Regions from separate parts of the Homo sapiens genome. Here region 1 is linked to region 2. The links are chromatin loops, found by intact Hi-C in ENCODE. Cell type or tissue: CD4-positive, alpha-beta T cell. All regions are shown on one strand. Links, peaks and the distances in the headings refer to the core of each region. The heading gives the core; the rest is flanking DNA. Region 1 overlaps SH2B3 (SH2B adaptor protein 3). Region 2 holds the start of TMEM116 (transmembrane protein 116).

The links. A loop is a pair of places that touch in the nucleus more often than their neighbours do. Peaks named below come from ENCODE experiments on the same cell type or tissue, not always from the same donor. Only the 100,000 strongest peaks of a DNase experiment are listed, where the experiment ranks them.
Region 1: it touches region 2 in a loop (2.6-fold over the local background); 2 of 110 quality-filtered maps call a loop at or near these places.

The regions. Positions count from the first base shown.
Region 1 is chr12:111,409,746-111,412,643 of GRCh38, reverse strand. All of the region lies in intron 1 of SH2B3 (SH2B adaptor protein 3), which reads right to left. Among named protein-coding and RNA genes, the nearest start is that of SH2B3, 5.3 kb to the right of the region's middle. RefSeq lists a silencer at 2,538-2,687. In CD4-positive, alpha-beta T cell, for the core only: no CTCF peak of the experiment used is centred there; DNase peaks (open chromatin) are centred at 1,313, 2,467 and 2,717; H3K4me3 peaks cover 714 bases; H3K27ac peaks cover 2,500 bases.
Region 2 is chr12:112,012,143-112,015,040 of GRCh38, reverse strand. TMEM116 (transmembrane protein 116) reads left to right here and starts at 1,876. Exons shown (of 11, transcript NM_001193531.2): 1 at 1,876-2,039. It overlaps ERP29 (endoplasmic reticulum protein 29), which reads right to left and starts at 1,615. Exons shown (of 3, transcript NM_006817.4): 1 at 1,432-1,615. The coding sequence starts at 1,575. RefSeq lists enhancers at 142-281, 1,952-2,141, 2,012-2,898 and silencers at 1,282-1,371, 1,712-1,791. In CD4-positive, alpha-beta T cell, for the core only: a CTCF peak has its summit at 1,524; DNase peaks (open chromatin) are centred at 760, 1,100, 1,730, 2,250 and 1 weaker place; H3K4me3 peaks cover 2,500 bases; H3K27ac peaks cover 2,284 bases.

The DNA.
Region 1 (2,898 bases), core at 287-2,786, 600 kb after region 2:
GAGCTGTGATCACACCACTGCACTCCAGCCTGAGTGACAGAAGCAGACCATATCTCTATAAGAAAAAAAGAACTGATGTCTGCAGTGTGCTTGGCATGGGGCTCATAAGTGGCTGCTGCTATTTTCTTACTATCACTGTTAGAAAAGAGCTCCAGCCTCGGAGTCAGGCTCGCCCGCCATGGGAAGCCACAGGGGGGCCTGCCTCATGGGCTGGGCTCGGGGCGTCATGGGGAGCTGGAACAAAAGATCTTCTCAGGGGAGAGGCGGCTGCTCAGGCTGCTCCGGGCAGGAAGTTGCCAGCCCAGAGCAGTCAGCTGTAGCCCAAGCTATGGAAGGGACTGTACCAGGGAGGTTTTTTGGCCAGGAGGGCAGCCAGGCCACAGGAAGGTGGATCCCTCCCTGACCCTGGCCCAGGCAGTGGCGTTTATTGAGTGCTTACTATGTGCCAGGCTCAGAGAAAAAGCAATTGATCAGATGGTGACAACCCTGGGATCAGGGGCTGACAAGCTGTGGACAGGAAGCAATGATGATCACGCCAGGGGGACCTGGGGCCCTCAGGCTTCGACTGTAGGGTATGAGTTGGGGGCAGGGTGTCTTTGGGACACTTCTATCCCAGCACAGAGCTTCGGGGGAGCCTGGTCAGCCAGAGAAATAAACCACCTTCCCCACAGAGGGGCCCTAGCACCCAGGAGACCCCCCTCACCTGCTCAGGCTTCCTTCTGGGGCAGGAACCTCCCAGCTATGGGGGTCTCCAGGGTTTCCCCAAATCCTGCAGCCAGGTGAGGGGCAGGATGATGTGCAGAAGGAATAACTCAGCCTGGTGCATCCTTGTCCCCCACCCCCAATTCCCTCCCTGCAGCAAATACATGAAGGCAGCTAGCTGCACGCCCACCAGCTGGGGCTGGGGGGTGTCTGCATCTCAGGACCCCAAGCTCAGAACACAACCGGGTCCACCAAAGGGCTATTGAGGGCCTCGAAGCAGCAGTGGTACCTGGTGCTCCCCAAGAAGCACAGCCAGCCCCAGGCACCCTGGAGCCACCAAGTCGGTGAGAAATCGCAGGACCTTGAATCGCTGGGAACCTGGCTGAGCTGTGGGGTCCCCTTAATCCATGCCCCGCTGAGATCAGGGCTTCTCAGCCTCTCCTCTATCTAATCACCCTGGATAATAGTATAATTCGGGAGGCTGAAATTTTCCTTTTAATGATCAGGCCCACATGCAGAGAAAGCCTTTATCCATGGTAGGAATTCCCCTGCTGAGGCTTGGGGAGGATTTTTTTTTTTTTTTCTTTCTTTGAGACAGGTCTGACTGTCACCCAGGCTGGAGTGTAGTGGCATGATCACAGCTCACTGCAACCATGACCTTGTGGGTTTAAGCAGTCCTTCCAAGTATCTGGGACCACAGCCATGTGCCACCATACCCAGTTTTTTTTTTTTTTTTTTGGTAGAGACAGGGTCTCACTATGCTGCCCAGGCTGGTTTCAAACTCCTGGGCTCAAGTGATCCTCCCACCTTGACCTTCCAAAGTGCTGGGATTACAAGTGTGAACCACTGCTCCCAGCCTGGGGAAGATTTCTTAAAGTGTGGTAAATGAAGTTAAATTGGGCCAGTCCAGAGCCTCCACTCTCCCCTGCCCCAGCTCACAGATATAGGCAGGAAGTCTCACACCTTCAGAGGGGACACTTCCTCCAGGGAGGCCTCCTGGTTGAATCTAGGCCACAAGGAACATTTCTATCTTCCCCATGCCTAGCACCAACTGTTCATAGAGTCCAGACCCTGTGGCCTAAGGAGGCCCAGAGAGTTGTGGGATTCTGACACACACTGCCTGGCAGGCGGCCTGCTGCCCTTTCACAGCATTCAAGTTGCCAGACGCAGAGATGCCCACGGGAAGCAGGGGGCGAAGGCAGGGTCCCTGGGGAGGCAGAGAGGTGGGTTCTACCCCAGGCCACGGGGCAGCTGGCTGGACACTGATGCACCCTTGCTGGGGTCACCTTGTGCCCCGGGGACATTTATCAGGCCAGCACAGTCTGCCAGAACAGGAAATGTCCTCTGGCTTCCTCTGCCCACACCGCCAGCCTGACATCCCAGCCACCGCCCCAGCTAGGTTTCAGGAGGTAGGGAAAGCCAAGAACCATCTCCCTGCGGAGAGGCAGCACCATCAGAATCCCGCACGCCCCCCATCCCAAGGCCGTGGCTTCTTCCTTTCACTGCCTCTGGGTTGAGGGCAGACAGGGGAGACCCTAGGAGGGCAGCCTGTGGGTGAACCTCCTCCCCACGTGCTACTTGGGGACATCAGGAGGGACATGCGTAAGCCCTCAATTACCTCGCCTCTCGCAGCATACACTGCCCTCTCTGGGCCTCTCCTCCTTGAGATGACACCAGTGTGTGAGCTCTGAAAGGGCAGATCCCATGTCAGAGGTCCCCTTGTGTGTCCACCTCCCTGATTGATCACATTCCCAGTCTCCCAGCTGGGGCCCCCCATTGGGCGCCTGTGAGTCAGCCCCTGTGAGGAGGGCATAGACTTCCTTCCTCCCAGGCCTCCCTGGGGACACATGTCCTGGGCAGCAGCCGGCTCCCCACTGGCCAGCCGGGGGGTAGCCACATCCGGGTGGGCCCCCAGGGGCTCCAGGCCTGGCTCACAAGGAAGCCTGTGGCCCGGCCCTGCTGGCCGACCCCTGACAGGGTGGCGTGGGAGGAAAAATCTTCTATCTAACTGCTCAGCTGCCGGGTTTCCGGCTGGGGCGGGGAGTGGGGGGGCACCAGGAGGACCTGTTCCCCTGGGGAAGTGTCCTCTGCCCCTGCTGGGAGGAAGGATGGCTAGTGGTGGCCAGCAGAACCCTGGAGCCCTGGTAGAGGGATGCTTGTCACCCCGGCAGCAGGGCCCCATTGAGCAGATGTCCA
Region 2 (2,898 bases), core at 172-2,671:
AGCTAATTTTTGTATTTTTAGTAGGGACGGGGTTTCACCTTGTTGGTCAGGCTGGTCTCAAACTCCTGACCTCAGGTGATCTACCCGCCTCAGCCTCCCAAAGTGCTGGGATTACAGGCGTGAGCCACTAAGCCCGGCCTACACTTTTAAATTCTTGAAACTTTGCCTTGAATGAGCTGCAAGTGCCAAATCCACGACAGGGAACGCTTGAAAATAGGAGACTTCAACCACTGGAGACAACTACTTCTTGGTTTCACTTCCCCACAATGAGTACAAAACCTGAAAATGAAATGACTGGCTCTCTCGCAACACTAAGCTTGCCCATCTCCTAGAGGAAGTTAAAAGCTGCTCGTGGGTGAAGACAGGTGCAAGAGGAGGGGACTGGGACTGCGGTGTTGCATTCAGCCACCATTTCCAACCGTCCATTTACTCAGGCCAGGATCCCTAATTCTGCAAAAATGGAAGGGGGGAAAGGCGGAGGTAGTGGCAAATTCTTCCATGCCTTGACCCAATTTTACTGATTTTGTTGCCAACCCCAAGATGTTTCCTACAACAGCTATCCCCAACCTTTTTGGCACCAAGAACTGGTTTCATGGAAGACAACTTTTCCACGGGGTTGGGTGGTTTCGACATGAACCTGTTTCGCCTCAGATCATCAGGCATTAGATTCTGATAAGAAGCACACAACCTGGATCCCTCACATGCGTAGTTCACAATAAAGGTCGTGCTCCTATGAGAATGTAATGCCGCAGCTGATGTAACAGGAGGCGGAGCTCAGGCTGTAGTGCTAGCTCGCCTGCCGCTCACCTCCTGCTGTGCGGCCCGGTTTCTAACAGGCCACCGACGGGCCTGGTGGTTGGGGACCCCTGCTTTACAGGGTGGCTGAACTGAAGCTTATTCTTCACGCTTGCACTATTCAAGATGTATGATATCTGATCATTGTTTGCACACTGCAAAGCAGGCTGCAATCCAACCCTGGGAAGAGGGGCGCGGACACGCAGGCTAACGCGCCTGCATTTCCCCCCGCCAACCCCTCCCAGCTTCCACAGCCGGGAGCCCGGTGGCGTCGACCTCGCACCGCCCTCCGGTTCTCCCACTTGGGACTCGAGGGTTGGATCTCGCCAGGCACCGCCCTCTCCCCACAGGTGAAGGGAAGGGGCACCCAGTTCCCTCGGCTGCATCTTTGCAAGGGTGGATGCAAGTATAAATGCTGCAAAAGCAAGGGTGCGCCGGGGCCCTGAAGCGTGCATGCCCGGTGGTCATAACATTCTCCGCTCAGAGTCCACTAGGCCTGTAGGACGCCGGGAAGCTCTGGGACCGTTGCTACAGACCACCTCCCGTCAGCTCCCGGAATCCAGCGTCTCCCCACGGGCGCGCGCTCTTCCGGGCGCCCCGGCGGCACCTGCGCGCGACGTCCCCCGCCCCGGTTACCTTGTAGAAAGTGACCGTATCCAGGGGAAGGGCGCCCTTGGTGTGCAGGCCGCTGCCGCCATGCGGAGCGGAGAGGAGCAGGAAGCCCAGGAGAAGGGGAAGCAGCGGGGAGAGAAATGCGGCGCGGGGCACAGCGGCAGCCATATCGCCGGGTTCCTGCAGAGGGAGGTAGGTAAGCGATAGTGGAGAACGCCCCGAGTCAGCGGTCACGTGACTGGGGGGGCGGACTCACGCGCGCTCACGTGGACACCCCAGGAGGCTCCCATCTGTCTAGGGTGAGAGGGTGGGGCCACGTGAGGGGCGGGGCGAGGGAGGGGAAGCTGCTGCGCACGCGTACTCGGCGAAGCTCGCGTAGGGCCTGGGTAAAAGGGCGGGGCCACGTTGCGGGCGGGAAAATGGGCTCCTGCGCGCGCGCACTCGCCGAGTCTTCCGGCGGGTCCGCCCAGTTCCGTTCCTGCTCCGCTTGAGGAGAAGCGCCAAGTGCGCATGGGGACGCTATAGCAATTCGTTTGCTGTCCTTCCTCTCCTTCGAAGATGACAAGGCCTACCATCGTTTCTTCCTGCCTTTGGGCCGTCAGGCAGTTGGTTGGGACCCGCTCCAACCCTCGGTCAGTCTATTAGTCAAGTTCAGCCGTTATTCTCAGTCAGGCTCCGTCACCACCCTGACCCAGGCGGGCAGTGGCTCCGCGGCTTCCCTGAGCTTTTTGGCCAGGCTTGGCGGTCAGTGTGGCAAGCAGGGCCCTCTTAGGCCCGATCTGAGGTGAGCGCCTCCCCTGGGAGACGCCAGGCTCCTGGGATCCGCCCAGCCAAGGCCCACCCTCCAGGAACCCCAGACGCAATTCTAATCATTCTGTTCCGCAGGTAGTCACTCGGTCCCTGGCTTGTGCCAGACTCTGGCTTTGCCTGCGGGGCTACGGAATAAGCAGAAACAAGACCGTTGTGTGCTGAAGGCACGCACTTTGTTGGGGGAGGAGGCGGCATAGGAATAATGATCTAAACAGTGCAGTGTAATTGCTGTAAAATATTATTCCGGCTGGGCGCGTTGACTCACGTCTGTAATCCCAGCACTTTGGGAGGCCGAGGCAGGTGGATTACCTGAGGTCAGGAGTTCGAGACCAGCCTGGCCAACATGGTGAAACCCCGTTTCTACTAAAAATCAGGCGAGTGTGGTGGTGCGTGCCTGTAATCCCAGCTACTCAAGAGGCTGAGGCAGGAGAATTGCATGAACCCAGGAGGCGGAAGTTGGGGTGAGCCGAGATTTCGCCATTGCACTTCAGCCTAGGTGACAGAGCGAGACTCAGTCTCAAAAAGAAAAAAAAAGACCGTATTTTCTTATTGTAAAGAGACAGAGATTCAGCCATCCCTGCTCAGGAGCATCAGAGGAAGTTGTAGACAGGAGGTGACTTTTGAGCTGGACCTTGAAATAAGAGGGGGCGTGCATGAGGCAAAGAGAAACAGGGCATTTCT